7 separate regions of the Mus musculus genome follow, and all the other regions are linked to region 5. The links are chromatin loops, found by intact Hi-C in ENCODE. Cell type or tissue: heart. All regions are shown on one strand. Links, peaks and the distances in the headings refer to the core of each region. The heading gives the core; the rest is flanking DNA. Region 1 holds the start of Nkapl (NFKB activating protein-like). Region 2 holds the start of Zscan26 (zinc finger and SCAN domain containing 26). Region 3 holds the start of Zscan12 (zinc finger and SCAN domain containing 12). Region 4 holds the start of Zkscan3 (zinc finger with KRAB and SCAN domains 3). Region 5 holds the start of Zkscan8 (zinc finger with KRAB and SCAN domains 8). Region 6 holds the start of n-TGgcc7 (a tRNA gene). Region 7 holds the start of Zkscan4 (zinc finger with KRAB and SCAN domains 4).

Region 1 (4,401 bases), core at 317-4,316, 63 kb after region 5:
CATAAACAGAAGTACAGGCAGAGAAACTGTTATAGACTTATTTTATGTTCATAGGTTTTTGGCAAATGTATACTTGTGTACCAAGTGCAAAGCTGATGCCCACAGAGGTCAGGAAGAGGCACTGGGATCACTGGAATGGGAGCACAGAGCACTGTGAGGCACCACGTAAGTGCTGGGAACTGAACCCAGTTATCTGGTAGAATAACCAGTGCTTTTAAACACTGAACCACTCTCCAGCCCCCGAGTCTAGATTTTTAAAATATTTTTTTCAAATGAAAGATATTATTAGGACATTATGTTCTGTCCCATCTTATTGTTTAGGAGTCCTAGTGTCAGAGCCGAGTGTGGTAACACGTTTATAATCCAAACAGTTGAGAGGTAGAGGTTGGAGGATCAGGAATTCAAGGTCAGCATTGGCTACCTAGAGAATGTGAAGTCAGTCTGGATTACCTGAGACTTTAGACATCTCAACAACAACAACAACAACAACAACAACAACAACAACAACAAAGCAAAACCAGAGGGCTGAAGAAATGGCTCAGCAGTTAAGAGTACTTGATGCTCTTCTGAAAAACCTGAGTTTGGCTCCCAGCACCCACATCAGGCAAGTTGCAACTACCTGTAACTGCAGTTATTGGGACTCCAACATCCTCTTCTGTATATACAAATGGTATGTACTCACACAGATACATATAAATCACTAAAATCCTTTTTAAAAGACAAACAAACAAGAAAACAGGCACAGCTTCAGCAAAACATCATTTCTAAATTCTGACTTACCTTATTTTGGGAGTTTTTCAGATGAGCCCTGCCTGCTACATTGTAGTGCCTGCTTCCATTTTTCAGATTAGGGAACTATTATTTTACGTGAAAGTTTGCTGTTTTAAATTATGGGGTGTAGCCGGGCAATGGTGCACACCTTTAATCCCAGCACTTGGGAGGCAGAGGCAGGCAGATATCTGAGTATGCGGCCAGCCTGATCTACAGAGTGAGTTCCAGAAAAGCCAGGGCTACGCAGAGAAACCCTGTTTCGAAAAAACAAATAAACAAAAACAAAAAAGTTATGGGATGTAAAGTACCTTCAGAAGGTAACTGCAAGTGGCGGATTTCTGAAGAAATGTCCTTAAAGAGAAACCTTGTAAACTAGTGAATCTATGTTTCTGGAGCAGAAGTCTGCGAACATAATGCTCTGGAATTCACTTAGCTCAGAAACTTAAACTCAAACTTTAGTTCCAGAAGTAATTTAGGTTTTGCTTCCAATAGAGAGGAACAGGATTGTTTGCTAAGTCGCCAGCAACTGAACCTTTGGCAAGGCATACTCTAAGCAGTTACCCAACACTCTTTGATGCAGAATCTCATGATTACTTGGGTTTTCTTAGTTGCTGGGACTGCAGATCTGCAGCAGCACCAGGCAGCTGTCAAGTCCCATCGAGGCAGGTAGTTGGAGTAAAGGCAATAGGAATCCTTCACTAACTCAGCAGAAAAGATGGAGACAGGAATGGAAAAGGAATGGTGAGCCATGCGGTGGTAAACATATGACTCTAAGAAAAGATCTAACAAAAATCTAAAGGAAGAGATGTCTGTGTTCCATAGTTCTACTCCACTGGGCAAAACTGAAAGACGCAACCCAAATTTAGATTAAAATCAATAAATTTATTCTTACTGATAGTAAGATGGACTCAATCTTATGACCAAATTGGGAAACATAGAGGGCAATGGGAAGCATAAAGGTGGACATTACAATTATCTCCCTTATATGAAATCCGCAGCTGTGTGGGAAATTTGCTTTGCTCCCTTACACAGAGATAGAGAAAACGGCTCGTCCCTTTTCCCACAGGGAAAGAGGGTTACAAAAGCCAATTATCTCGTATCAGGCGCCCCATTCTTTCGTTCTTATCTCGCAGCAGTAGCTTCATTCTGTGGAGGATGCAGGCTGCTAGGAACTCATGCGAATCAACAGCTATTTTAAGCGATGCCTGGTCCAGAGTTAAGTTTTCTTATCCATCACAGTTCTGCTTATGAAAACCTTTAATCTTGGTGCTTGAGTGGTGCCTAGCAAGTTCCAAGCCAGCATATGCACCACTTAAAAATAAGCAAATAGAAACTTTATATGCCCCAGTACAGGGGAATGCCAAGAAGCGGGAGTGGGTGGGTAGGGGAGCAGGGCGGGGGGAGGGTATAGGGAACTTTCGGGATAGCATTTGAAATTTGAAATGTATATAACGAAAATATTAAAAAAAAAAAAAAAAAAAAAAAAAAAAAAAAAGCAAAGCAAATAGCCTTAAGGTGGTGGCCAGCACTTTTAATCCCAGTACCCGGGATGCAGAGGCCTGTGAATCTCTTGAGTTCCAAGCCAGCGTGGTCTACAGAGGGAGTTTCAGGACAGACAGCCAGGACTACACAGAGAAAACCTGTATCGAAAAAATAAAAAGCACAGCAATACAGACAGACAGCAGGACTCATTAATGATAATTCCTTTTGTTTCCCCTGGGGCTCAAGGTGGGGAATGTAAATAGTGAGAAGTGAAGTGACTGTCCACGCCCCAGAGGTTGAAGAGGGCTCTTGCGCAGGCTCTGGGCTGCTTCCCGCTTCCATCGGAGGCTCAGCGCCACGGTTCGGACTAGGGCTGCACCGGGCTACGCCCCGGAATTGACCCGCCTACAGCCCGCCCGTCTCTAGTGCGCCTGCGCTGTGTGCGGGTTGTGCGGGAGCTGCGTGCTCTCTGTGTTGTGACTTCTGGAATAACCGCCACCGCGGTGGTTGATTGAAGGCGGACCATGTCGCCTGTATCCCGATCTCGCCCTAATGAGGACACTCTGGGCTCTCAGAAACGACGACGTTTCTCGGAGAGCCCACCGTCGGCGTTACAGACTAGCCGATCACCTCGGGGAGGCGGTTTCGGCTCTCTCCTCAGCGGTCCTGAGGGGCTCCAGCCTCCGCGGGGTGCTCAGGGCGTCCGGCCACTGCATCCCATCAGCCGCCCCAGGTCTGGAGAACGACCGCTACCGCTGGGGATCCGTACGCTTGCCTGCTCTTCCTCTCCCATCTGTGGTGGATACCGTTACCACCACAACTATGCGGGAGATCCTTCGTGGGCTGAGGACCAGGAGAAGGAAAAGGAGGAGAGTTATAGGCAAAGGAGGCTGAAGGAAAGAGAGAGGATTGGAGAGCTGGGAGCGCCTGAGGTATGGGGACTGTCACCCAAGATTCCTGAGCCAGATTCTGATGAACATACACCAGCTGAAGATGAGGTGAAGAATCAGAAGAGTAGCAGTTCAGATTTCACCAATGAAGAAAAAAGGACAAAGACCAGTCATTCAACAAAGAAAAAAAGAAAGAAAAAGCCTTCCAAAAGGAAGCATAAAAAATATTATGACAGCAGTTCAGACTGTCATTCTAGCTCTGATAGTGATAAAAAGAAAGTTAAAACCAAGAAGAAAGAGAAGAAAAAGAAACATCGGGCAAAACAGCTCAAGAAGAAGAGGACTAAAAAAGAATACAATGACATAAGCTGCAAAGCTTCAGAAAGGGACTTGCCAGAAGATGCGTGGATGGAACAGTCGATGAGTGCAGAGAGCATGGATTTAATAGGCCCAGAAGCACCTGTGATACACACCTCTCAAGATGAGAAACCTTTGAATTATGGCCATGCTCTGCTTCCTGGTGAAGGTGCAGCAATGGCTGAATATGTAAAAGCCGGGAAGCGTATCCCACGAAGAGGTGAAATTGGGTTGACAAGTGAAGAGATTGCCTCATTTGAATGTTCAGGTTACGTCATGAGTGGTAGCAGGCATCGCCGAATGGAGGCTGTAAGACTGCGTAAAGAGAACCAGATTTACAGTGCTGATGAGAAACGAGCCCTTGCATCCTTTAACCAAGAAGAGAGGCGGAAGAGAGAAAATAAGATCCTAGCCAGCTTTCGAGAAATGGTGTACAGAAAGACAAAAGGGAAAGATGACAAGTGACAACCTGTTTGTTTCACTGTGGGACGTTTAACAACAAAGGCTTTGTATGGCCAAAGTAATAGTAAATGGTTTTACCATTTACCAGTGCTATTGTACCTACTGTGTTAGTAAAAAGCACTTTTTGAGATGTCATTAAAATTTTTTACAAACATTGCAGAAAAATGACTAAAAAGTTGAATGTCACTTCAGTCCATGATTTACCTCCCTAAAAAAAAAAAAAGTCTCTGTATCCTTCCATGGTTTTTGTGCATATACAAGTTTGTATTTTGCAAAATAGAAGTTAGTACTACTAAACTGAAAAGTGCCTAGTCCCCCATCTGCTACGGTGATTTCCCCCTAACCCCGTCAGGAGGATTTTAATTTTTGGAGTCATTTGTCCCCGGACAAAAAGAACGTAAGAGCAATGCCCAAGAAGCTGAACGTTTTGGAACTATTT
Region 2 (4,401 bases), core at 218-4,217, 78 kb after region 5:
CTTGAAACAATTCTATGAGTTGTATCTGAATAATTCTATGAGTTATTTTCTGAAATAGGACTTATCGGTAATATACTCATGTATTGCCAATAATACTACTAATATAGAAGCCCCAGTCTCATACGTGCATTTATATAAGACCTGCAGGCAAATCTTGATATTTTGCTAGTTGTATACTCTGCTCTTCTCAGCCAGTACAGTCTGACGAATCACATTCCCTGGAATTCCTCCGGTTTTTATTACTAGTATTGGAGGATCCTTTCCATCTTTGAATGGCTGGAATCAGACTTAACAGTTTACAACTCTAAATTATACAGATGCTAGGACTTTGCAGGATTGGATGGCCTGAGGATGGGGCTTAGAATGTAGAATTCAATTATCTTTGGAGAGAAGAAGGACCAAGATGTGCCAATTTTCTTTCTAAAGTGTGTGTGTGTACGTGTGTGTGTGTGTTGTTGTTGTTGTTGCTGCTGCTGCTGCACAAGGTCAGAAGAACCCCTGGATGCCCTATAGCTGGAGTTGTAGGATATTATAAGCCGAGAGCCTAACCGCTGTGAACTGGGTTCTCTAGAAGAGCAGCAAGGGCTCTTAACATCTGGACCATCTCTCTGGGTTAAGATTTAAAAGCCCAACTATTGAAAGGTGACATGTTGCAGTAGGATGTCAAAGACTTGCAGGTAACTGGGAACTAGGAGACTTTAAACCATTTACCAGGACTGTTAGCCTGCAGGGCCCAAATCTGTCAGCGGGCTGAGGAATTACTGGGTTTCCTCCTCTAGCCTGGAAAGAAGAGTCTGCTTGGAAAGCAGTGACTAACAGTTAGACAAACGGGGAACAAAAATTTGCAATTCTCAGGCAATTTAACATATTCCTGGGTATGACAGGCTACTGTAGAATTTGGTCCCAATTTTTGACTCTATGGCTAAGCCCCTTTATGAAATTTTGAATGGACCCAGAAATAGTTATGGGTTTGGAACCTTTAAAAGGGGATTTGACATCTGCTCCTACCATGGGAATTTGGGGCTTGCAAAAGTCTTTTCAGTCAACATGGAAAGGATGGAGTCCTAATGTGAGTTCTCACTCAAATGATTGGAGGTGAACCTCAAACTGTGGCCTATTTATCAAAGTAAATGGCTAACAAGGGGGATTATAGGGGAGGGAAGGGTGGTAGGGGACTTTGTGTTAGACACTATAGGAAGGACTTAAACAGATGATTTGTTTGCTCTGAGTTAATCTGCACACAAAACATCTTAAAGCTGTGTTTGTTCTGACATGTTTGTTCTGAGTTAGCTTTACACACCATTGGCTTAGCAGACTGCAAAGCATATAACTGACACCACTATACATTAACCAGACTAAGCTCTGTTGAGTGCCTTCGTTCGAAGTCAAACAAGATAAGCTTAAAATAACAAAGTGAACTTCACTTTTTTTTTTCCACTTTTTTTTTCAGCAGCAGCAGCAGCAACAACAACAATAACATAGAAACTTTAGAAAGAAAATCGGCATATCTTTACCCCACTTCTCTTCAAATATCATTGAATTCTAAATTCTAAACCCTACACTCAGGCAACCAAATAAAGAAGGCACAGATAGGAGTCTTTGGAACTTGGTGGCAAAAGGGTGGGGAATGAAGAATAAACTTGAGCACTAATAATTAACTTTGGTTCTCTAGAATCCAACCTACATGATCATGCCAGCTTTTGCCTAAAGCCCAACCTAAAGATTCAATTGCTGTGTCTGTTTGCTGGTGGCTGTGATTACAGCCCGAGCTTTGTTATTCTAGTGATAGAGATGACATCTCTGTGTGAAAACAGTCAAACGAAATGGTCTGATTTATGTAAATGAAATCTTTCAACTTAGACCCAGTCAGGACACCACCGAGTTGAGTCCTGGTCCTCCCATCGTCCTAGAGCGGAGCCGGAAACTACTGGGCTGGAACGCAGATTTTGAGAGACGTGTGACTGACCCTGCGACCAGGGCGAGGGGGACGTACGGTGATCGGGTTCCAGCGGAGAGAGAACCCGCAAACTTGGGACTCTCGAGCGGAGGGTCTGGTTGATACACAGAAACTCTCCACACCTCGGAGCTGGGAGGACCAGAAGCTGGTGCGTGACGGAAGCTGCGGGGCATGGGAGAGGGAGGGAGCTCAGGACGTAGTTGGTGAGGCGGTTTCCTGCTGTTGCGCAGCTCAAGCTGACTGCAAGCTCCAGCGTATCTCCTACTTCAGCTTTCTGATGGCTGAGATTGCCAGCACTCCTGGGTTCTGTTGCTTTATTTTGTTGTGAGGGATTTTTCCCCCTTTTTTTGTTTGTTGTTGTTTGGTTTTAAGAGCGTTTCGTGAAGCCCGTGTTGGCCTCATCATTTGGCGGCGTATACTCTTAATTTGAACTCCTGTTTATCCTTCTATCTCCGAGCTCTGAGCTCATAAGCTGGAGCTGCCACACATGGCTTCTGCATGTTTAAGTAGTTACCACTGTAAGTAAATAGAATATTTGAGTAGATAATCCGAAATAGATGGGTAGACAGAGGCGGCTTTAAAAGGCATACGTGAGAGAACAGCGAATACAGAGGCCCTAAAGCTGGAGCTTGTCTGTCTTATTTAGGGATTAACGAGGGCACCAGGGTATTTCGAGCGCAGTGAATAAGATTGCCACAGAGGATAAGTAAGTGAACAAAGTGGCCATTTGGTTGTGTGAGGAACTTGGTCTTGGGTGATAGAAGGACATACTCAGACAGGTCTTGTAATTGGACACCCATAATGTGCATAGATTAGAGGATGAGCAGAAATGAAATCAAGAATGGGTTGCAAACCAAAGTTGGGTGCAATTAAAAACCTGCATCTGAGCATAGTGACTAATTTCTATAATCCTAGCACTTGGGAGAATTGCCCATTGTGGGCTAGGGAGTGAGAGCCTTGGGGAAAAGGAAAACTGGCAGGAAATCTGGCAGGAAGTGAAGACTGACTGTTGTAGTTGTGGCCAGGTGGATCCCACAGCTTTTGCTTCTGGATCAGATGTACACACACAAGAGAGAGAAGGAAAAAATAAATTCATAATTCGGGGGTCTGTAGATTTAAAAAAGGACCAAAGGTAAGTTCAGTCCACCGTTGGTGGTTCACGTCTTTAATCCCAGGTTTGGAAGGCAGAAGCAGTCAGATCTCTGAGTTCAAGGCCAACCTGATCTACAGGGCAAATTGTCGGACAAACAGAGCTACACAGAGAAACCCTGTGTGTGTATGGGGGAAGGGGTCTGGAGGGGGGGGGGGCAAAACCAAAAAAAAAAAAAACAAACCCCTGAAGATCAGCTTGGAAACCTGTGTAAAATCATAAATTCTTCAACTCTTCAAGTTTCGTCTGTAGTGTGAGGTCGTTCTTAGTGTGGTGTCTGTGGAGATTGACTAAGCAAGGGACGCACAGGTGGAGCAGCTCTGTTGGCTTGTTGACTGTGACATGAGCTGTGACTAATCAATAAGAAAAAGGTTAAAGGGTTTTCCCTGTAAGAGTGGGATATATAAGGAACCAAGAACAAACAACAGTGGTAAGTTTGGTCATTAAAGCATAAGGAAAATTTAGACCATATTAAATGTTAAACTTGATCTTGATGGTGATGGCAACTCATTGTGTGCAACATGCTTCATTTCCCCCGTAGGAAGATCTCAGGTGCAGTGTGGCAAGTAGTCCGTGTCGGGAAGACCAGCATTTAAAGCAGTGGTTCTCAGCCTTCCTAATGCTGCGGCGCCCCTTTAATACAGGTCCTCGTGTTGTGAGGTCCAACCACAAAATTATTTTCACTGCTATTCTATACCTGTAATTTTGCTGCTGTTATGAATTGTAATATAAATATTTTTGGAGACAGAGCTTTGCCAAGGGGGTCACGACCCACAGATTGAGAACCACTGAGTTGAAGTAAGAGACGTCTGAGTAAGAGAGCATGCCATCAAGAAAATACAAGGGTGGACATGAGGGATATGAAGCCGTAGAATCAGAAGAACTCAAGGTTGCTGGAGAGATGGCTCCGCAGTTAAGAGCACTTTCGGGTCTTCTAGAAGACTCAGATTCAAATCCCAACACCCACTGGAAACTCCAAATTCAAGAGATCTACACCCTCTTCTGGCTCTCTTCAGGCACACATGTGATGCACAGATATATGTGCAGGCAAAACATCCATGCACATTTTTGAAGAGAACTTGATTAATTATATACATACAGTATAAAAGAAAGGGAAGAGAATGCTCAGTCTTCTGCCTTAAATGGCAGGGTCACTGGAGTTCCTTCCAAAGACAGGTTAAACCACCACGGTGTATATGTATATATATCTAATCACATTGTAGAACTGAGTCGCCACTAATTTATGTGATAGGCCTGTATCAGAGTTCTTACGGCCTTTAAAAAGAGATTTGTT
Region 3 (4,401 bases), core at 196-4,195, 170 kb after region 5:
ATGTATCCCCCACACGGACCCTCCCATCTAACTCTCCATTCTGCTCCCATATCTCACTCATTCAGGATAGTGACCTCCACCTCCATCTTTTAACTGTTTACTACAGAAATCAGGGCAGTGGATATATGTTTTTCCTGGAGAGATGTGAGAAAGCTTCTTTTCACTCCAGATAGGGCACTGACCAACCAAATAAAGATCCCAGCTAAGTCTAGCTTGGCCAACCAAGAGTTCCTTGAGCTTGCTTATAGCACAAGTGAGAGGTTTCTTAAGACACCAGGTGGCAAGTCCCACCCTAGCACTGGTGAAGAATCCATCAAATTCACACCACTGAAGTCTTGCTGTCCACCAACAGATCTGGACAAAGAGGGATTAACAGCTGGTATCCTCCACCAGTGTTTCTACTTGGGAGTATTAACAGCTCCATAACTGTGTACATAGCTATCACTGGATTAAACACATAGCACCGTGGATTAAACACAGGACCTTGCACATACTAAGCAAGTCCTCTAGCACTGAAACATATCCCCAATCTTGTTATTTTTTGGACAGGGACTTGCAGTATAGCCCATATTGTTCTCAAACCCCAATCTATGTGCTTCCATCATCTGAGTGCTAGTTGACAGGCATGTGCTCCTACCCAGCTCAACACCCATTTCTCAATTACTTGTTTATATTACATAATAGTCTTTACAAGAGGCTGTTTCGCACCCTATTACCACCATCTAATACCTTCTTCTTCTTCCTCTTCTTCTAGTATCTTCGCTCGTAGTATATGCCTTGTGTGTCTGAACTAAGCATCAGATAGAACTTTGTAGCTTAGCACAGAAATAAAACAACCCCACTGATGAAAAGGAATAATTAAACTAAGACCAGACAGGAGTGGACGTACATACCTGTAATCTCAGCACCAAGGATATGAGACAGGAAGATTACAAGCCCAAGGCTAGGATGTACAACGTACAAGTTCAACTCCAAATTCCCATGACACTTAAAGTCCCCTTTGGATCCAACTAAATGTCAATATGCTTTGTAAAATAGTGGTATACTTCACTTTGGCCTACAAATTCAGTCGCGCTTAGGAAAGAGGACCCCTCCCCCCTTTTTCTTACCCGGTATCCTAGTTCATCAAGCTCTCTCTCTAAATCCTCCAGCACAGTCACCACCTCCTCCACACTCTCCGGATTCTGCTCCTGCACCCAGGCCTGCAGCTCCCCTGGCAGGATGGTCAGGAACTGCTCCAGCACCAGCAGCTCCAGGATCTGCTCCTTGCTGTTCAAGTCCGGCCGCAGCCACTGTCTGCAGAGCTCGCGCAGCCGGCTCAGAGCCTCCCGGGGTCCAGAAGTTTCCTGGTAGCAAAACTGTCTGAAGTATTTTCGGAAGACGTCTCTGTTATAAGTGTTCTTTTGTAGGTTCCTATCTTGTCTGGTGGTATACTTACATTCTTCCTCCATTTTTATTTCCAAAAGTCCACCCTGGTTCTTACAGACCTTGGTATCACTAGTAGATGTCATCGTAGCTAGATAAAAGATGTATCAATCTTTCAAGTAATAACTCCTTGGTAAATCTTCTTACCCAGTGGACCTAAGGGATAAGTCATCGTTACTAACACGAACTACAATAAGCAAATACCGCCTATTCTAAGAGTTAAGTGGGAGAGTTGAAAAGCTGCCCTCCGGTTAATCTACTGTATTGACTGGATTGTACGTGGACTTTCACAAAAATAGACAAAAGTGAAAAAGATGTCAAATTGTTTCAGGACTTCAGGGAGTAAAGCTTGGGAAGAAACTTACCTCCACTTACTCCTAAAGTGAACAACAACTAACTGAAATAAACAAAAAATTTTGGAATTAGCAGATAGCGTTGGGGAAGGGCAACCGCTGCCTGGCGGGTGGGAAGTTCAACTAACAGTACCACCAAAAATAACGGAAAGAGTACAAGAGTAGGGTACGCCTGCCTTGCTGCTTTTGATTTTTTTTTCTGCGTACCTGGCACAAATCACATATACATAGTACAGTCTCCCAACTGGCTTTAGTTGGAACTTAACCACTCATAAAGGTTAGAAGTTGGGGAGGGTGCTCTGCTTTTCTCCTGCCCCTCCAGTTCTGTGACTCTAACTTAAAGTTCTGCAGCGTGCCTAGGTCCGGGCCAGCTCCGCGCCCCAGGGGGACCCATAGGCAGCCGCAGCGCAGCCCGGGTGGCCTTTCCCCCGGTTCCAAGCATCTTTCTAAGGCCGAGAGTCTAGGTAGCAGGGAGCACCCTCCCCCCGCCTGGAGCACGAGCTCGCTCACCGCGTCGCTCCTGCGCAGGGAAGGGAATCCAGCCCTCCCAGGAACCGGAAGTCATCGCGGACTCCCACAAAGGCCGGAAGCGGTGGAGCCCTGTTGCTCCCAGAGCCACTCTAGGGAGCCACGGAGTTCCACTCAGTGGTTTGTCCTTACTCTGGCAAAAGAAGTTGGGATTTTCTGTCTAATCATAGTGAGCATGCCGGTCCTTATCCGGTTTCGCGTTTGTGTTTCAGTATCACTGAGATTAGTGATGTCTCAAAGAGACATTCTTCTGGTCAATGGGAAAAAATGTATTAAAAGGATAATTTAGTAAGTTAACAGGATATTATGAACACTAAAATCAGCCTTCATAAGTACGAGTGTGAATGAAAAGACCACAGCTACAAAAGCAACAGCAAAAATACTCAGAGCTCAAGAGATGTGCCACATTTACTTGGGGCTAACTTTAAAACACTTTAAAAGCCAAATATGAACATAAATAGGAGGCAATAAGCTTTCTTGGGTAGAAAAACTCAACAAAGCAGTCAGTACTAATTAAATATGTTTGCAACTATGGTATCCCAATAAACACAACCATTTTTCTAGAATTAAAAAAAAATGTTTGTTTGTTTGTTTGTTTTAATTTAAAAGGAGAGTCCAAAGAAAAATCCCTGAAAAAGAATAGTGGTTAATGCTCTTATCATGCACCAGAACATTCTGTGTTCTGGAAGTGAAAACAAAACAACAACAACAAAAATCTCACCCTGTTCTTAGCTAATGTACATGTCGAGGGTAACCAGAAAACCAAGCACAAGCTCTCAAAGATAGTAGTAATTTATTATCGAGCAAAATACATGTAGAGTGTGGCTTAGGACATTGATTTACATAACCAGAACAAAAGAAAGTAGTAAATCAAGACAACTTTAAAAAAACAATTAGTGGAAATGTAAGTTAGGTGGTGTCTTAGTCTGGGTTTCTATTCCTGCACAAACACCATGACCAAGAAGCCAGCTGGGGAGGAAAGGGTTTATTCAGCTTACTTTTCCACACTGCTGTTCATCACTAAAGGAAGTCAGGACTAGAACTCAAGCAGGTCAGGAAGCAGGAGCTGATGCAGAGGCCACGGAAGGATGTTTCTTACTGGCTTGCTTCCCCTGGCTTGCTCAGCCTGCTCTCTTATAGAACCCAAAACTACCAGCCCAGGGATGGCATCACCCACAAGGGGTCCTTCCCCCTTGATCACTAATTGAGAAAATGCCTTACAGCTGGATCTCATGGAGGCATTTTCTCAACAGAAACTCCTTTCTCTGTGATAACTCCAGCTTGTGTCAAGTTGGCACACAAAGCCAGCCAGTACAGGTGGGTTATAGCTATCTGGAAAATTCTTAGCCTTTTGATTGGTGAAACCAAGTGATCTGTTAGTACATTTCAAAGGGATTTACCTAAAAAGCAGAAGGACATTAAGGCAGACACATGGGTGGGCAATGAATGGTTGTAAAGAGCTATATGTAACAAAAGACAATTTGTCTCTGGACCTACAACTTTAAAACTCTCCACAACTGCCGGGCGGTGGTGGCACATGCCTTTAATCCCAGCACTTGGGAGGCAGAGGCAGGCAGATTTCTGAGTTCGAGGCCAGCCTGGTCTATAGAGTGAGTTCCAGGATAGCCAGGACTATACAGAGAAACCCTGTCTCGAAAAAAAACCAAAAAAAAAAAAAAAAAAAAACCCAAACAAACAAACAAACAAAAAAACTCTCCACAACTGCCTAAGTTCTAATCATTCAATCAAGTCTTGTAGATCTAACACAAATGTGGCTGCTTTTTTTCCCTTAGGAACATCAATTCACACAAGGTAGATATTAGCAGGCCTAGATGGTATTAGGAATAGATGCCCCCCCCCTTTGCCCTCATAATCAAGAACTGAAACAGCAAGACTCTGGTTACTGGTCAAAAGAATAATATTTAAGTCACATTTCCTCAGCTATGAATATAGCATTGTTAATAAATGACTATGTAAGCTTTATCAGATAACTAGCCAGAGGTTTTCTGGTAAAGAAGAAAGATACAACTTTGTCCCTTCATAAGACTTGGTCCAGCACTATGCCCCTCCTTAGAATTGGGAACAAAACACCCAT
Region 4 (4,401 bases), core at 305-4,304, 130 kb after region 5:
TACATATCACATATTTATATTATGATTCATAACATCTAAGTTACAGCTATGAAGTAGCAATGAGAATAATTCTGTGGCTGGGATCACCACAACATGATGTCTCTTTGTGTGTGTGAACCACTGGGTTTAATTGTGTTTACTTGCATGACCATGAGTGGGGCTGTTTTGTTTTGTGAGGATGGCTCTCACCCTGTAATCCAGAACTCCAAGCTGGCCTGGAACTTGGAGCTGTAACTTGAAGTGGCTCTTCCTCCTCAGCTTCCCACATGCTGGGATCATAGGAATGAGCCAATTTCTCTGGCTTTCAACTATCTATCCTTAATAAATAAAGCCTTTCTGTTTCTGTTGAGGTCTCTTTTATATTTTCTTGCTACTGTAATGATTATCTTTTAAGGTGATGTTTTCTTATTTGTGTTTGTTATAAAAATGTAACTATCAATATCAATTTTGAAATTTTAGTAGCTTTGCTAAATTTGCTAATTATAAGTTGAAGATTAAATTATCTTGGCTTTTTCTATAAAGGGCATTCAGAATGGTCCTGAAAACTGTTATATGTTGCCGGGCGTGGTGGCGCATGACTTTAATCCCAGCACTCTGGAAGCAGAGGCAGGCAGATTTCTGAGTTTGAGGCCAGCCTGGTGTACAGAGTGAGTTCCAGGACATCCAGAGCTACACAGAGAAACCCTGTCTCGGAAAACAAAAACAAAAACAAAAACAAAAATACTGTTATATATTTATAATTAATAGTTTAATTTCCTCTCACTTTTATTTTCCCTTTTCATGCAGTTTCTAAACAAACATTTTCTTATGCATTTCCCTAGGGCTTCTTTATGACGATAGAGAACATATAATTTTCCTTTTTCTTGACATCACAGAGATTTCAGGAAGGCTATATAGGAGCTCATTCTTTTGCTATCTTCCCTTAGTTGTCCTTGGAAAAAACAAATTTTGAAAGTCTCTTGGTGCTAGAGTCATCTTTCCTGGATAATGTAGCTACCACCTGTGATCCAAGATGCTTTTCTTTATAAAGAATAGAGACCATCACTAAAAACCCAATTGGATACAGAACAAAGACTGACAGATCATGGTGGTCCCAACCCCAACAGATACATCCACATCATGTCTCCTGCATCTATGGCTCAGAGGACATGGAGGAAGAGGAGGCAAAAAAAAAATTGTAAGAAATCTAGGATGTCAGCTGTGAAACAGCCTCCAAGAAATGGCTGCATACACAAGACTGAAACAATTGCAGTATCAATAGACAATATCAATATCAATGGAAGGGGGTAAAATTTCACAGGGTGCCACCCCAAACCAAAGAACTACTGGCAACTATTGACTGCTGGGAAATGGAGAATTAGTCTCTCCCTAAGATGAGCCCTCTTATTAGCTGTCCAATGCAGTCTTGAAACCTTGAAATCATATGCACACAAATAACATATAAAAACAAAAACTTAGCCAGTGGAATATGTACATATATAGATACAGATATCTCTATATCTGTATAGATATAGATATATACTTGTTCATGCACATACATATATACAACATATATACATATACACAAACACACATGAATGTAGCAATAACAAAGAAAAGAGGCTATCAGCTTGAGAGTGAGAGGGTAGGAGAAAAGACTAGGGGGAGGAAGGAAAGTGATGTAATTCTACTTCAGTTAAAATTTTTTTCTTTTTAAAAGTCTTTTTACGAGGCAACCAAGAGGACGGAAAAAACTGGAGGAAGTAAAGGGAGGAGAGAAAATGTTGCATTGCTACTTCAGCTAAAAGAATTTCTTTTTAAAAGTCTTTTTACGAAGCAACCACTAAGAGGAGGGAGAAGGGGGGGATCATAGAGTGTCGCTGGTGCCTAGAGAAGCCGGAAGTGCTCTGTGCCCCGCCCCCCGGGGTCGGACTTTCGACACTTTTGTGACTGCGGGGTGCTACGAGGTGCTGCGTTCGCGGGTGGGTTTGGGTCCCGTCCTGTTACCGTCCTCCCGCAGGGGTCGGCTGCTTGTGGGGGTTGGGGGTGGGACAAAACATCTTCCTCCGCGGCCTAGTGGCGCCGAGAAGATAAACTCGGTGGCCACTTGGGCCGAGCGCCCGACAGGGCCTCGGGCGCCTCGCCTCAGGCCGGTTCCGGGTGTCTGGTCAGTCTCAGGGCGTTTGGCGATGGGATTCTCGGGTCTTGTACTTAAGCTTTGAAAATGGGAGACGTCACAGTTTTGCTTTTCCTGGAGACAAGGTCAGTTCCAAGGTCTTTATTCTGGGGTACTGGAAGAGAGCCAGAACTTTGGAATCGGGTTGCTTGGTCGAATCTGGCCTCAGCTCCTTTGTGACTTCTCCCCCCAGTCCCTTAACCTTTCTGTGTTTTGCTATTTTAGGGGATAATGATGTCGCCTAACTTACTGGATTGTTGTGAGGAATAAATGGCTTCATTTGTGCAAAGGTGCTTAAAATAGTACCAGGCACGGGGTAATCTGCACAGTGTAAAGATAGCTGTTATTATTCCTGTTGCTTTTCCTAACTAGGACAGCACTTTCTCTTCATCGATCAGCCTTGGTACTGGCTGTTGTCTTTTGAATGTTAGTACTATTTATCAGTTCTCTTTATAATGAATGATTTCTGTATTTTAGGAGGGAAAATAGAACATTCTGGAAAAGAGCCTATCCCACAGCAAAGAGTAAAAGTGGTTTGTGTAGTGTCTTGTAATGGTCAGGCTCACAGAGGTTTAAAATCCTGGGGATGCCTTTTTTTTTTTTTTTTTTTTTTTTTGGTGGGAGGAGGAGCTTGAGAAACAGGAGGAGCGTCTAACCGCGAAGGATTAGGACCCTGTTGTAAGCAGACATTGCTGCCGACCTGCCAGCTTTCTGACCCTCAGCGAGATTCCTCTCCAGTGTGAGAACCACACGGACGGCTGATAGTTAGAAGTGATGATAGGTAGATTGGCGATAGATTAGAGATAAGTCGATCTGATCCTGAGTTCCCACTAACACCCTTTGTTCTTTTTGCAGGTTTTTAAAGCTAATATTGACCATACACAGTTTGCCATGGTCATTGAGTTGATGCCTCTTGTGGTCTTTGAAAGTCCTTTCATCTTCCTTCTTTTTCTTAAGGAATTGGATCTTTAACCTCCTGAGGGTATACAGGGATCCCTGAAGCATTCTTTTCTCTATTTGTAACTTAACAAAAAACAAAAACAAAAACAAAACCCTTGTCTTTGGTTTACTTATTTGGCAAACGCCTGTGTTGGTAAACAGTCTTCTGATCCTGTACCTTTGTACTCTGCCCAGCTGGTGAGACTCCAGATAGGCAAGCTGACAAAACGTGAGTGTGTGAAGCCGTTATTAAGAATGTATCAGTGTTCATTTTTCTAGCCTCAGCTCTACTCTTCTTCCTTGATCCCAACAAAATGCTTTGGCCTGTACTCAGGAAAGAAAGAAGATAAGGTTTTGTTTACTATTTAAAATGACATTAGTAAAGATTTGAATGTGAATCAGAGAGAAACTCCATCTCACCTGCAGTAGTAGGCCCACCATTCAGCCATAAATCTTATAGTCCTCTTCAGTCATGCTTTTCCTGCCTTTCCCCCATCCGTCCTTACCAGCCTCCCTTTTCCTTCCTTTTCCTGCTCTCCTTCCCCTGTCTTTCTTTCATTCTTTTTACAGCTAACTAGAGGCCAAGACAACAGATCCCTTCATCTGCAGGTACAGCAATGTGCTATAAAGTAGGAGCTTTAATTTAGACATACTATCATGAACAGAATTGATAGTAATTCCTTAATATTGCATTCATGCTTTCCTGATTGACCCAAAAGTATCTTTTTACAGTTAGAGCATACTATATTTAAACTACATAGTACGTATAGAATTGCTGTCCCTTGTAATCTATGATAGTCCACCTTCCTTTTGCTTCCTCTTTAAAAATAACATTTATTTGTGGAAGAACTTGGGTTTTCAATATTCTCACATCAGTTGCTTTATTCTACTGATACTTTGAGGGGGGGGGAGAGGATCTTCTCTTTAGCTTCTTAGTTCTCAAACTTGGCTGCACTTTGGATCACACACTAAGTTCTCAGGTACTGAGGCCTGTGACCCACCCCCAGAGGCTAGTTCAATTCTCCTTGACTGTCCAACTATTAGGAGGCTTTCGAAGCTTCCCAGTGGTTCTCTTGCATACTATAACTTTAATCTTTTAATTTGTTCTTGTGTTTTTTCCTGTACATGAGTTCATGGATATAGAGGCTTGATTAAATTTAGGTTTACTTATTTGACTAAAATTATATTATTTCAGCTCTCTTGTGGCAGCTAATTAGGAAGTATTTCTGGATTCTTCGTAAGAGTTCACCCAGGTGTGATGGTTCACAGCAGGACTCTCCACTCTTGGGAGCTGAGGCAGGAAGATT
Region 5 (4,401 bases), core at 186-4,185:
CAGACATTTCTGGCAGCAATGACTGTGTTGTAACATGTGACTTCACTATAGGTGTGCTTCTCAACACATAACATGAGCACTTCATGTTGTATTTGCCATTAAGCCAAGTAATAACAACAAATGCCACCTAAAATAACTCAGTTCCAAAATAAGACTATCGAATCTTATGGATCTCAGAGTTTCTACTGTACAAACTTTTCTGCTTTCATACAAAGACAATTTAATTATGGAAAACAAAATATTTTTTAGATGTTCCTACCATTGTTTCTCAGCATGTATCAAATCACAGATACTGGCATATCTCTGATTGTATCATGTTAGAATGTTTGATATTTTTAATTTCTGCTTGAGTTTCTGACTTGAGTTTCATTTTTTTAAGAAATTGTTAAGTTAGCCAGACACAGTGAGTCGCACCTGTAATCCCAACACTTGGGAGGTCAAGGTAGAAGTATGTGAAGAGTTCAAGGTCATCCTCAGAAACATAGGTTGAAGGCAGTTTGGACTTTATGAAACCTGTCAAGAAGAAAAACTAAATCATCAAATTAGTTTTGGTTTGTGATTAAGACAGAATTCCCAGCAATATCTGAAATGACCACAACCATACTTGTGCTACTTTGTACTACATGCTTTTACAAAGTGGAATTCCCAGTATTGTCAATTATAAAATCAAAATATTGCTCTAACTACAGAATCTTACATTCTAACCACAGAATCTTACATCAAAACAGCAACTGGCCCTGATAGAATCTTTAATCTTCCCTCTGGAATTTCAGAGGGAAATTCCAAGCCTCTGTCTTCAGCACTGCTTCCAACATTCTTGTCTTCCAAGCTCCTACAGAACACTGAGGTTTCAACAATCAATGGTCCTTCTAGCCCAAATGTCCAGTCCTTCCACATTTCTCCCCCTAAACATAATCAGGTCTGTCACAGCAATACCCTATACCCAGTACCAATTTGTATAGGGTTGTATTGCTATGATGAAACACCATGACCAAAAAGCAAATTGGAGAGGAAAGGGTTTATTTGGCTTACACTTCTAGATCATAGTCCATCATTGGAGGAAGTCAGGACAGGGACTCAAGCAGACCTGGAGTCAGGAGTAGATGCAGAGGCTATGGAGAAGGCTGTTTACTGTCTTGCTTCCCCTGCTTTGTCCAGCCTTCGCTCTTATAGAACCAGGACTATCATCCATGGATGGCATCACCCAGAATAGACTGTGCCCTCCTCCATTGATCACCAATTGAAAAAATGACCTACAGCTGGATCTCATGGAGGCATCTTCTCAACTGAGGCTCTTTCCTCTCTGATGAATCTAATTTATGTCAAGTTGACACACAGAACCAGCCAGTACATGTAATAAATGCAGAAAAACCTTCATTCAACAAGAACATCTTGTTGGAAATTATAGAACACACACTGAAGTCCTATAAACATAGAGTATGGGAAAGATCTCAGTGGGCACAGAGGTGTTATTAAACATCAGAGAATCCATATAGGCTAAAACCCTATGGGTACATAAAGTGTGGAAAGCCTGTATAAGTTAGGCTCTAACTAGGTATCAGAGAATTTATAGAGTAAATTAGTTCTACTAAAAAGAGAACAGTACCAAAAATTACTTAGTGCTCAGGATTAATAGACAGAATCTACCTTAGAGACCACGAGTGCCCATAATGTGGGCAAAACTTCAATCATCATTTAAAAACTTGAATCAAAGAATATGAGTCAAATATTCTTTTATTTCTAATTTAGTTGTTTTGAAAGAGGAATCAACTTCAGAAGGCTTTAACCTATTTGTATTGACTTACATTTATAATACCAATTTTATAATCCCAAATTTATAATCACTTGATTTATGCTTTTAATCCCAACACTTGGGAAGGTGAGGCAGGAAGTTTGCCCTGCGGCCAGCTAGGGCTACAGAGAGACTTGATCTAAACTAGCAAAACAACAAAATGTAACCCTGTCTATTGTGTTCACTTGTGACCCAAGCTTGGCAATTCCTGGCTGAATATGACTTCTCCCTTCTGTTCTAGTTCTTTGCTTGTCCATTCGTTTATATGACACTAGGTAAGACATTCACATGTCCTCTGCCTCATTTCCTCGAGATGAGAATGAGATTCACCAACTCTATCTCAACAAGTTGAAACAGATAAAAGTTGTCTTTGACATTAAAAAGTAAACCAATGTTCATTGTTTTCCACCAATTTTCTATTTAAATTTTAAGTTAGGGGTCTGGTTATTTTGTAGACGTTTTGTTGTTTCCAACCATAAGTATCTGGAGGATGAGAACACTCATAGTCAAAGAGAAAGCAATGGTCAGTAGGAACTTTATAAATATACTACTGTTCCTAGGAACTACAAAGGTTTAAATTCTTCAATACGCAGTGAAAGTTGGGAATTTGGAGTAATCATGAAGCATTAATGGGAAAGCACAAGGTAACTAAGAAGAATAAAGAGAAATCCGTTAAGTATACTCCTGAGCCCAGCGCAGGCCTCTGGATCTGTGATCAGCCACCCAACTCTTAAACTTGTCACCTGAAGCCCGAGGCTGGCCAGACAAAAGCTTAGGTGACTTAAAGCTATGTCACTCCTCAGGATGTCCCGCATAGCCGCCCTCCACCTGGTGTAGCTGAGGGCGCTCGGTCCTTTTGCTGGCCTACCATAGAGCTGTCAGACCTCCGAGCTTCCTAGAGAGCTTCCGGAAGTGGCTGTGGGGCAAGATGCGTGCTGCCCGGCTCTGCGGCTCCAAGGGTTTGGAACTTAGCGGCTGCAGGGGTCCCGCTCGGGTTCGGTGTCCGTCGCGTCTCCTCGCGCGCTTCCCTGTCCGCGCTGTGCCGCCTCCCGCCCTCGGGCAGCGTGGGGAGCTCTCGGTGAGTGCGCTGGGCCGAGCAGGGGCGCTCGGGCAGCGGAGGCCCGAGAGCGGGGAGCGGGTCGGTTCAGGGCCTGCCGCCGCTGAGCAGGCCGACACCCGGCCCCAACTTCCTACGGGATGGCTCTCCTCATCGCCAGTCATCATGTATATAATTTTGCACTCGCTCTTACTTGTAAAGCCGGCCCGTGTACCAACTGTTTCTACTCAGCAGTTTTGCCGATCGGTCTCAAAATTCATTTTTAAAGATAATAATTTTTTTCTTTTGAAGCCTCTACCCCACGTGGAAATCTTTGATTTTTTTTTTTTTTGTTACTCTTTTTTTTTTTTTTCTACCCATAAAAGAAGTATATTATGAAAGTAGTTCATGTAATGGCTGAACAGTTGTATGCAAAAGAAATACTTTAAGTAATTCTGGGGTAACAAAATTAAACCTTATTCAGAATACTTTGCTTACCTAGTTTATTAAAGCTAACTGAAATAGAATCTTGAAAATTCGGTAGGTTCCCATTCCCAAAACTCGGGTCATTCATGAGTAATCTCTGTTGGATTTCTAAGACGTTGACCACCACTTGACCACATACTTCTATTTGTCCGATTCACTTAAGTATTGCTATGCAGCAATCATCATTTTAGTGAATGTGCACGTTTTGAGTTCCTTGTGGTTAAATATAAAAATGTCAGTCTTAAAAGCATTCATCAAAGCAACTTCCTTGAGAAGCCCATAGCCACGCTTGTGCGTCTGGCCCTCTCCTGAGTGCCTTTCTCCTAACCCTCATGCTCAAGCCTTATTAAAATAACTTTTAAAATCTCCAAAACAAACAAACAAAATGAATGAATGCCATTTCAGATAACTACAAAGCATGTTTGTTTCATCTACTTCTTCTTAATCTCTAAAACCTGGAGATTATCATTCCTGGTTTGTATTCGGTTCTCAGACATCTCTCAAGTTTAATTAATCAGAAAGGAAAGTACATCTCCTGCATCTCTTGAGAAGCCAGTATTTGAGTTGTGCCTTCCTTAGTTTTCAAGGCTTTAACATTTTCGATCCCGAATAAGCCTAAGATTGTTGCCTTTCCGTTCATAAGGCAATCATCCTGACCAGATGTTCTTCAAGGATGGTGTGTAGGGATCAGTGTTTCTCTGTAGGTACTTTCCAACACTGCAATGTGTATGCACAAAATTATTAGAGAGGAGAATGAAATGGCCATGTATGTTGGTGCATGCCCGTAATTAATTGCATGCTGTACTAGGGTTGGGAAATCACCAGTTTGAAAACAACCTTAGAGAATTTTGTTTTGTTTGGGGAGGATAGGTAAGGTCCACTCATGCCACAGTACCGTAGTGGAGGTCAGAGGACAATTGCAGGAGTCTGTCTTCTCCTTCCACCTTGTGGGTTCTGGGAAAGTAAACTCGGGTTGTCAGGCTCAGCAGTGGGCACCTTTATCTCCTGAACGGTCCCTCAGAGCCCCGTGTCTTTTTAACAGTACACCAGTCATATTGGATTGAGGACCTATCTTATTTCAGTTATA
Region 6 (4,401 bases), core at 163-4,162, 180 kb before region 5:
GAAGAAGAAGAAGAAGAAGAAGAAGAAGAAGAAGAAGAAGAAGAAGAAGAAGAAAAGAGAAAAGAAAGAAAAGAGAAATGTGTGCCAGTTTGAATTCCAGAAGGAAGCACATATTTTAAGAGGAAAAATATCAGTACCAGGCTTAAATTTTATTTTATTTATATTTTTCCCCTGAAAGAAGGTCTCTATACGTTGCCCAGCAATTTATTGGTTCAAGTCACCCTCCATCTGGTGAGCAACTGGAATTATATAAAAGCAAAACTTTAAAATTTTAACTGTTACTGTTGTGTTATAATCTCTGAACTTTGCTCTGTAAAATACTTTATCAGAAGTGTCAGTAGGTTCATTTGATTATGCACCACATCTCTGCCTGCAGGACTTAGCAGGGGGCTGGTACTTTCAAGGCCTGATATTGGGAGATAAATGCACCCAGGCTTGAGCCAGGAAACTTGGCTTGGAGCATTACCAAAGATGATTAACAGAAGAGGTAAGAGTTGTCAGAACAAACTTCGAAAGACTTGAATGTGGACAAAGAAAATCTCAGCGTGCCCTCTGGGAATAATGTAACAATAGTAATGGGGATCGTTTGCTGTCTTTGATGTATCGGGATATCTCAGCTCGATAGAGATTGACTATAACGGATAAGATGTCAGTTTTTTTTCCAGATATTGACTGTGGAAAGGAAGTAGGGCTGGCGTGTGGCCTTTCCTTCTCAAGACCTCACCAGGGACGACACTCAATTCTCCACCAAGCGACTATTGTTCCACACAGACTTTATACTCCTGTATAGAAAAAATTCTCAAGTTGGGAAATCTCCAGAGCTCTAAAGAAATCAAGGAATAAAACACACCATACTGAGCTGGTGGTGATACGCGCCAAGGAGGAAAACGGAGCAGGTGGAAAAGGCTACTCCATGTAACTTTCACAGACACTCTTAAACCGAGCTGGCTATAAGTAGTCTCTTTGAACGGGACATTCGTAGTATGCAGTTTAGAGGCGCACAGACATGCTACTTCTGCACCTGGGTTTACCACCTCCGAGTCTGTTTACCATCCCTCAGCTAATTGAAAGCGCGCTTCGAGATGTTTTCATCTTCATCTCGAAGAAATATTGTGCGCAGCATGCTTTAATTAGTTATTACTTTCGGTTTCTGCAAGCAAATAGAAAGTGAATAAAACTTTGGTTTTGTGTGACGAGGAAAAAAAAAAGCTGCACCTTAGCAGAGGATGGTTTCGATCCATCGACCTCTGGGTTATGGGCCCAGCACGCTTCCGCTGCGCCACTCTGCTAGAGCTGCCTAGGTGTTCTTTGAAATCACACTTGTATAGTTCGATGTGAACACTGTCTTCTGACAGCTTTTTCCAATGTGTAGTGATTAGCTGATTTAATTGGTGATTTACATATAGCAAAATGAGCTCCGAAGGATTTTATTTTAAATAGATAAATGAAATTCAATGTTTCTTTAAGAAAATAGTTTGTCACTAACCTACTAGTCCCTTTCATTTGAAAGAACGATTTTATTTAAAATATGATTACTATGTACGAGTAATTGAAATTTAAGTAGGAAAAACGAATGATTCTAAGACAGATTGTATTTCGAATACATGATTTAGAAAAAAGGAAAACGAGACCTGCATTGGCCGGGAATCGAACCCGGGCCTCCCGCGTGGCAGGCGAGAATTCTACCACTGAACCACCAATGCTCCGGTAGTTTGTACTTTAATCGTACAAGTAATTATACTACCCATACGAGAAAATTCCATTTCAAAATATCACCTTTTTTAAAATAGTTATTAATATCATCTTACACTTTTAATGTTAACTATTAATAATGTTTCTTCCTTATTTACGGCAACACTGGGCGTCCCAAGCACTTGCAAGCCACCAGCTAGTAGACCGTAAGTCTCCATTCGGAGGTGGAAAGATTGACAGACTTGGGTGGTACCGGGGATCAAGGGTATTGAGACCCGGGGAGGGCACTACGGATTATGTGAATATCACCTCAGTGGAGGCGTTTCTCAGAAATCGCTTAGGAATCTGGGTGGACCCTGAAGGAACGTGAGCAGGACAATGAAGAAAAGTTAAGGGAATGAGAAGAGAGTCCAACGGAAAGGTGCAAAAGAGCAGACGAAAGGGAAGAGAGGAACCCCAATGCGCGCGCTGGTATGTCGGATCAGTGCTGCTCCCTACTGGTCGGAAGTCGGAAGACCGGAGGGGCGGATGCTAGAAATGAGGATTCGGCCTTAGGAGGTCAAGGTTGCATTTTCAGAAGTAACTCTGTAATGTTCTTTAGGAAAATCGAGTCTAGCAATGCCAATAAAGGATAACTTTTCCCCAAAGGCACAGTCATGACTTCCATAAAAACATAAAAATGAACTCGGGTTAAATGATTTTGTATAATAAATTCAAGATGTGACTGCTGTAACCTAATCAACAGAAAATCTAAAAAATAAAATGTCGAAATAAAATTGTGAGAAAAGCCATACCTGGTATTTCTTTTGAGCATACTAAATCTGGTTTTGCCCGGGGCCTCCTTTCAGGCCTTCCCAGGTGAGAATATAAATATGCAGCCCTACAGAAACTTCTGGAAAAGTAGAAAGGGTGTCGAAATGCTTTCCAAAAACCTTTAGGATTCCACATATATGTTGGGACAGAAGCTGACGGAGAAGCTCAGTGGTGAGTAAGGAGGAATAGAGAGAAGAGGGAAGAGAAAGAAAATTAAAAACAAAAACAAATAAAAACACACAATCAAAATAACCCCAACAAACTAACCTCTTAGCTATGTAAGCTCAAAATCCTAAATTAAGTAATGCACCCGGAGATAAACATACCCAGGCTTGACCCAGGAAACTTGGCTTGGAGCGTTACCAAAGATGATTAACAGAAGAGGTAAGAGTTGTCAGAACAAACTTCGAAAGACTTGGATGTGGACAAAGAAAATCTCAGCGTGCCCTCTGGGAATAATGTAACAATAGTAATGGAGATCGTTTGCTGTCTTTGATGTATCGGGATATCTCAGCATAGAGGAGAAAGAGCATTCAGCATTGAATCAAAATGCAAAACCTGTTCAGCAAAAGGCTCTGTTAAGACATTTAAAAACAAGCCACAGAGAGGCAGAAAATATGCACAGCATACCTGATGAAGGGTTTCTTATTTATATGTTGTTAATCAATCAAAACCCACAGACACTGAGGAAGGAGAGACTCTGGAAACATTGCTGGGAAGAGAGACCATGGCGTTACGATATCTTTGCCCAGAAGGTTTCTTAGGGTTTCCAGATGTTTAAGATGTCCAAAAAGGTCTCTCCACATTTAGGAAAAACTTTAATGCAAAATCGCTATTGCAAAGAACAAAAAGGACTCCTGCAAAAGAGGAAAGAGTTTTCTGCCATACAGTACTGCGATCATAAGATCTGTGCAGAAGGAATTTCCCTCATGTAAAAAGGAGTTAGAGGCTCAGGTAAAGAAACCCCCAAGTGGAGGCCTCAGAAGCAACATTTCTGTCTCCTCATTGCCCCACCAGAGGATTTAGGACGCACATGTTACTTTTCTTTTTGGCAGATTTACACTATTTGGTGGTGGTGGTGGTGGTGGTGGTGGTGGTGTGTGCATGCGTACCATGGCCTGCATGTGGCATGGCCTGCACCATAGGACATCATAGGACAACCGTTGGAAGCTGATTCTTGCCTTCTCCCCTGGGATCTTAGGACTGAACTCAGATGATCAAGGATGTACTCATCTCTTGAGTGCCATCTCTCCAGCCATGTGCCCCTCTTGTTCAACAAAGCTAGATTCTCATTATTTGTCTTACATGTGATGAGCTAAATTGCTTATCCTCGTCATCGGTCAGGACAAAGTGCTCACTAACTAACCTTCAGTCCCTTTAAGCATGAGCCAGGCAACAAGATGAGCTACCCTGAGTGAAGCACTGTATGATATGATTGTGCTACCCTTTAATCTAAAGTCCTCACAGCTGGCTCTTTCTGATGTAATCCCATCGAAGGAGGTGATTCCTCTTCCGTCGATCCTAAGGCACGGAGATAACACCGCTATCAAGGAAAGAGGTTACTAAGCAAAAACCATAACAAATAGATTTGATCTAATTTCGACATGTTGTGGGAACTTAGAGGTAGACCATTTAAAGACCCAGGGAGAACCCTCTCTTTAGGATTATATTTACTGAAGTATAGGCAGCAATGGACAGTAAAAATGTGCTTGCACAAACAGAAATAGGCTGAATGGGAGCCATAAGATGGCCCCATGACATGATTTGAATATGCTTGGCTAGGAAGTGACACTATTAGGAGGTGTGGCCTTGTTAGAATAGGTGTGTCACTGTGGGCATGGGCTTTAAGACCCTCAGCTGCCTGGAAGTCAGAATTCTGCTAGCAGCCTTCAGATG
Region 7 (4,401 bases), core at 252-4,251, 52 kb after region 5:
TTCTTGAATTGTACTTCAAAAAATACACGCAAAAACAAACAAACAAACCACCATCAATAAAGGGCCTGAGCAAAGCACTGGGTTAGAAAGGGTCAGAGAGCACAGAGAATCCTTCAAGGCAGCCAGAGAACAGAAAGGGCCTCTTACGTGAACCCCAAATGAAGACTGGTGCTGCTGGAAATGATGAGAAACTCTGAGTCTGGTGTAAAATTAGGAAGACGGTGGAGAACTGTAGAGAAAAATGCTGTCTTCACCACCGTTCTATTGCGGTTCTATTGCTCTCTTAGCATGTGCAAGGCCCTGAATTGGCTAGCTCTCTCTCTCTCTCTCTCTCTCTCTCTCTCTCTCTCTCTCTCTCTCTCTCTCTCTCTTCTTCCTTCTACCCATCCCTCCTTTGCCACCACCACCCCCCCCCCACACACACAGAAACATACTCACTCACAGATATATGCTCACCTCTGGCCTGTAAGGGCGAACACTCCAAAGATTCCTGAGATTCGTGCTTGAAGAGTGACTTCATTGCCTGGCAGTGGCTACTTTGTGAGTCCTGGGATGGTGTCACCACTGCCACCTTGCAGCAGAGAAGTTCGCGACTCCATTCTCCCGTTGAAACCTAAAAATCATTCATTTGCTTTTTATTATTCAATTGAACTTTCCCATCACACTTTGTCGGAGGACTCAATATTATCAGGCACTATTCTAAGAGCTTCATGAAAATGATAACTCATGGAAATGCAGAGAGCCTGTGGACTTTGGAATTGTTTGGAATTTTGTAACTGGAAACTGAGGCCCAGTTTAAGCGGTTCGTCCTTGTCTTGTAGCTTCTAAGTAGCAGTGCTGCAATGGGAGCTCAGGCAGATCAGTTGCACAGCCTGTGGATTAACCATGGCTTTGCTTCCTTGTTCTGTCCCTCTGTCGTTACGAAGGTGATGGGAAAATATACGAAAATGTCAACATTTCTCTAAAAACAATAAGCATACTAATTTCCACCCAATGGGGTTTTTAAGAAACTAACAAATTCAATTGCAGTATGTGAAGCCAAGTAACAGAGAACAGACAGGCAGTGCAGCCTCCTGAAAGTCGTTTCCTGGCAGACATTGATAGCAAACGGATGCTCAGAGTTTCCTACATCCTTTTCAGAGAATAAAGTTCTAAGACTTGAATTGACTTCCCACTGTTACAGAGCTCAGGACAACAACTCCAAGTCTGGAACCTTGGTCTCCTGGCCACAAGGGGTTGCAGAAAAGAAATCCCCTAAAACAGGCCAGAGTGTGTTTATACATGTTCGTGTCGCCCTCAACCATAGCCAGAGATGATTTTCTATGCAGTCAGTGGCAGTTAATTCAGAGATTCATAACTGGCCCAAGAGCTGAGAATAAGTGACTATCCAGTGTTCATCCTCAAACAGGACATCGACATCAACCCCTGACTCCCAGGGCTCAGTGAGCCTCGTGGAAGACAGGACAGAAAAATCGTAAGAATTGGGGAATGGCGACGTGTAATTCAAAAAGCTACCTTTTGGGAAAGACATGGGTACTGACCCATAAACTCACTGACAGTATGGTTACTGCACAGGATCAAAACAACACGATCAGCCAATGGGACAGCAAGTGGCACTCATGGAACTTGGTAGTTTACAAAGGGGGAGTTGTATGAAGGGGAGAAGGGGATATGTGGTGGCTGGAGGAAATTGAAGCCGAGTTGTTGGTGAATATGATGGAGACGGAGTGTTGATGTGTATGAAATTTCGAAAAAGGTTTTGTTTTGTTTTGTTTTGCTTTAGGTCAGAAGATAGAGGTAAAAAACACCCTGTTTTCTACCAAACTCTTAAACAAGGTATACAAGAATTTGGCTAGAAAAAAACTCTTAGATTCTAGGCTCTAAGAAAACTGTGGAATTCCTCTCCACTGTCAAAGGAAGAACTACATTTGTGTGTGTGTGTGTGTGTGTGTGTGTGTGTGTGTGTGTGTGTGTGTGTGTGTGTGAGAGGCATAAGCATCATATGACTGCCAGCAAGCCACGGCAGATGTTGTTTCACGTGACAAGCCAATAAAACACCTACAAAGTCATTTGTGCCTATTCCACTGCTCAAACCTGTCCTCGTGTCTTACTCACCACACAACAAGAAGTACATATGTAACCTTTCAGCACTCTGCTCGGCACATTCTACCCCAGCCTCACTAGGAACGAGTTCTTCCACAATCCTTTTATTTTCCTTTATGCGATTAACTATCCTGAGGGGCCCAGGTCAGTTCGCTGGTTGCCTCAGGTTTCCAGCATAGACAGACTTTGCGGGCTCTAAGCAATGCCTTCCTTGGATCTTGCTTGGTTTCTGAAAGGCACAGGACATGGGTCTAACTAAACCTGTTCCTTCTACCTGTGGAGGTGTGTCATCCAGCTGCCTGTCCAAGTACTCCAGCAGCGCCACCACCTCCTCCCCGCTGTCGGGGTGCTGCTCGCGCACCCAGGTCTGCAGCTCCCCTGGCAGGATGGTCAGGAACTGCTCCAGCACCAGCAGCTCCAGGATCTGCTCCTTGCTGTGCATGTCTGGCCGCAGCCACTGTCTGCAGAGCTCGCGGAGCCGGCTCAGCGCCTGCCGGGGTCCGGCTGCCTCTGGGTAGCGGAAAGCACGGAAGCGCTGGCGGGAGCGGTCAGGCCCAGGACTGCCCAGCCAACTGGTCTCCTCTGCCAAGGGGGAGGCCTCTTCCTGTTCCACTTTCACCACTAGAAGCCCAGTGCCCTCTTCTGCAGACCGAGCGTTTAGGGCTGCGGACGTTCCGGGTTCTCTAGCCATTCTGTGCCAACTCCAGGCTCCTCTAGCTACAAGCTGTATCTGCAGAAGATTCTCGCAAGATGGGAATTCAGACTAGATCTATCTCCTCCCTCCCCTCGTGCTCTGGGTCACCAAAGGCACAGCTGCAGAGGTGTCACCTACAATCCTAGTCTTCTGCACTCCACCCTAAACCCACAATATTCTCAAGGGATGCTCGGGGCAAATAAACTACATCCAGACTCTGGTGGAAGCATTGTGGGAACCCAAGCCACTTCCGGCGCCCTCTAGGATGCGCTTCTCTGTGGTTCTTTCCAAATTAACCCATTATTGTTGGGGAAAGGATTGTAGACTATGGGTAACACAGGAGTATATGTTTAAGCAGAGGAAGTAAGTTATCCGGGACCCTTGGTTCTTTCTGATCTAAAGCTTGCCTTCATAATTGTTACAGTGCTGACTCGAAAATTCAGCTGGCAAGTAGACTTTGCAGAATGGGGAATGCAGGTGGGAAAAGGTAAGAAATTTGGTATGTCTTAGAAACCGTGAAAGAAGCAGGACACTCACTTGTCTGAAGGGGCCTGTCTGTCCCTGGTCCTGTCCTCTTCCTGCTGCTCCCTTTCCTCCCACTCCAGGCCAAACTACTTGAGAGAAGAATCCTCCAGACACGGACTCAAGATCCTACTTCCCACCACTTCTTAAGACACTATAGGCAGTAAAGAGCCAGTATAGTCTACTATGGCACCTATCCAAATAACTAGAGATTTCCAGCTCTTCAGCAAAAAAGTTTGTGCATTACAAGCATCCAAACTCCCTCTATGCACTTCCAGAAACTTTCTAGTCCCCAACCCCATGGACATCCCATTCCAACTTCATTTCTTCCTGTTTCTCTACAGCCTGGCTGACACACTAACACAAAGGTTAGATGCAAGCACTCCCAAACCTGAGAAAGGTGAACTGTCATCAACTAAAAGAAACTCAATAGACCGATCTGCCAGGTGCCGTGACAAACTTTACTTCGGCCATGACTAGAACCAAACAACTGTTGTGATGGGTGAGGTGGTGCAAGCTTCCTCCATCTGATATTCTTGCTGAGGCTGTTTCGAGGTTTAACTGGAATCTGATCTTCCTGTAGAATCCCATGGAAAACTACCCAGTGCTATTCTAGGAACGGATGATCAGAATGCCCTAGCTAAATTACCTAAGCTTTGTTGAAATTGCTTATTTGTTCAGGAAACCCCTCCAGCTAAGCCTTTATCTTAGCTGCCTATTTGTGTGGAATCTCTTTGCGGCTGTCTAACTGCTTGTCTTAAATTCTTTTAAAACTGCTTGCTTTGAACTGCTTGTCCTGTGGTCTCCACTACAGCTACCGAGGGAGATGCCTTGATGAAGTCTCTGCACTCAAAAATCCCATGCTCTGGACACTGGGGGCCACATCCAGATGCACCCCCAAAACTTGGATGTGGTCCCAGCTGGCTGGAATAAAGACTTTGATTGTATATACACTGTGTCTCAGTTATCATCTCTGGTAAGCTTCCCATAACACTGTAAAAAGATACAGCTAAGACATTGGGGAAAACTAGAACTCAGGAATACTAAGCAATTATTGGAAACTTAACTGTTAGAATGGTACT

The links. A loop is a pair of places that touch in the nucleus more often than their neighbours do. Peaks named below come from ENCODE experiments on the same cell type or tissue, not always from the same donor. Only the 100,000 strongest peaks of a DNase experiment are listed, where the experiment ranks them.
Region 1: a loop joins it to region 5, with 8 times the contacts of the local background. A loop is called at or near these places in 12 of 42 quality-filtered maps.
Region 2: it touches region 5 in a loop (6-fold over the local background); 6 of 42 quality-filtered maps call a loop at or near these places.
Region 3: a loop joins it to region 5, with 8 times the contacts of the local background. A loop is called at or near these places in 12 of 42 quality-filtered maps.
Region 4: a loop joins it to region 5, with 7 times the contacts of the local background. A loop is called at or near these places in 15 of 42 quality-filtered maps.
Region 6: a loop joins it to region 5, with 3 times the contacts of the local background. A loop is called at or near these places in 3 of 42 quality-filtered maps.
Region 7: it touches region 5 in a loop (4-fold over the local background); 9 of 42 quality-filtered maps call a loop at or near these places.

What each region holds. Positions count from the first base shown.
Region 1 is chr13:21,466,818-21,471,218 of GRCm38, reverse strand. It overlaps Nkapl (NFKB activating protein-like), which reads left to right and starts at 2,718. Exons shown (of 1, transcript NM_025719.3): 1 at 2,718-4,172. The coding sequence starts at 2,778. The coding sequence ends at 3,965. In heart, for the core only: a CTCF peak has its summit at 2,494; a DNase peak (open chromatin) is centred at 2,678; H3K4me3 peaks cover 1,877 bases; H3K27ac peaks cover 978 bases.
Region 2 is chr13:21,451,282-21,455,682 of GRCm38, reverse strand. It overlaps Zscan26 (zinc finger and SCAN domain containing 26), which reads left to right and starts at 1,956. Exons shown (of 6, transcript NM_001347491.1): 1 at 1,956-2,105. In heart, for the core only: no CTCF peak of the experiment used is centred there; a DNase peak (open chromatin) is centred at 1,952; H3K4me3 peaks cover 1,784 bases; H3K27ac peaks cover 1,468 bases.
Region 3 is chr13:21,360,760-21,365,160 of GRCm38, reverse strand. It overlaps Zscan12 (zinc finger and SCAN domain containing 12), which reads right to left and starts at 2,341. Exons shown (of 4, transcript NM_016684.2): 1 at 2,289-2,341; 2 at 1,110-1,581. The coding sequence starts at 1,511. In heart, for the core only: CTCF peaks have their summits at 2,125 and 2,326; a DNase peak (open chromatin) is centred at 2,350; H3K4me3 peaks cover 2,044 bases; H3K27ac peaks cover 1,070 bases.
Region 4 is chr13:21,400,232-21,404,632 of GRCm38, reverse strand. Zkscan3 (zinc finger with KRAB and SCAN domains 3) reads left to right here and starts at 1,878. Exons shown (of 6, transcript NM_001145778.2): 1 at 1,878-1,961. In heart, for the core only: no CTCF peak of the experiment used is centred there; a DNase peak (open chromatin) is centred at 1,922; H3K4me3 peaks cover 2,291 bases; H3K27ac peaks cover 1,997 bases.
Region 5 is chr13:21,529,414-21,533,814 of GRCm38, reverse strand. It overlaps Zkscan8 (zinc finger with KRAB and SCAN domains 8), which reads left to right and starts at 2,701. Exons shown (of 6, transcript NM_139141.4): 1 at 2,701-2,870. It overlaps Gm32724 (a long non-coding RNA gene), which reads right to left and starts at 2,746. Exons shown (of 5, transcript XR_001780870.1): 1 at 2,661-2,746; 2 at 415-513. In heart, for the core only: a CTCF peak has its summit at 2,648; a DNase peak (open chromatin) is centred at 2,704; H3K4me3 peaks cover 1,552 bases; H3K27ac peaks cover 762 bases.
Region 6 is chr13:21,707,882-21,712,282 of GRCm38, reverse strand. It overlaps n-TGgcc7 (a tRNA gene), which reads right to left and starts at 1,703; the gene lies at 1,633-1,703. It overlaps n-TMcat7 (a tRNA gene), which reads right to left and starts at 1,289; the gene lies at 1,218-1,289. In heart, for the core only: a CTCF peak has its summit at 2,195 (motif pointing left); DNase peaks (open chromatin) are centred at 1,262 and 2,152; H3K4me3 peaks cover 2,181 bases; H3K27ac peaks cover 1,169 bases.
Region 7 is chr13:21,477,486-21,481,886 of GRCm38, reverse strand. Zkscan4 (zinc finger with KRAB and SCAN domains 4) reads right to left here and starts at 3,038. Exons shown (of 3, transcript NM_001039115.2): 1 at 2,378-3,038; 2 at 457-613. The coding sequence starts at 2,794. Gm40828 (a long non-coding RNA gene) reads left to right here and starts at 3,062. Exons shown (of 2, transcript XR_873159.3): 1 at 3,062-3,284; 2 at 3,664-4,270. In heart, for the core only: no CTCF peak of the experiment used is centred there; DNase peaks (open chromatin) are centred at 2,736 and 2,976; H3K4me3 peaks cover 1,383 bases; H3K27ac peaks cover 845 bases.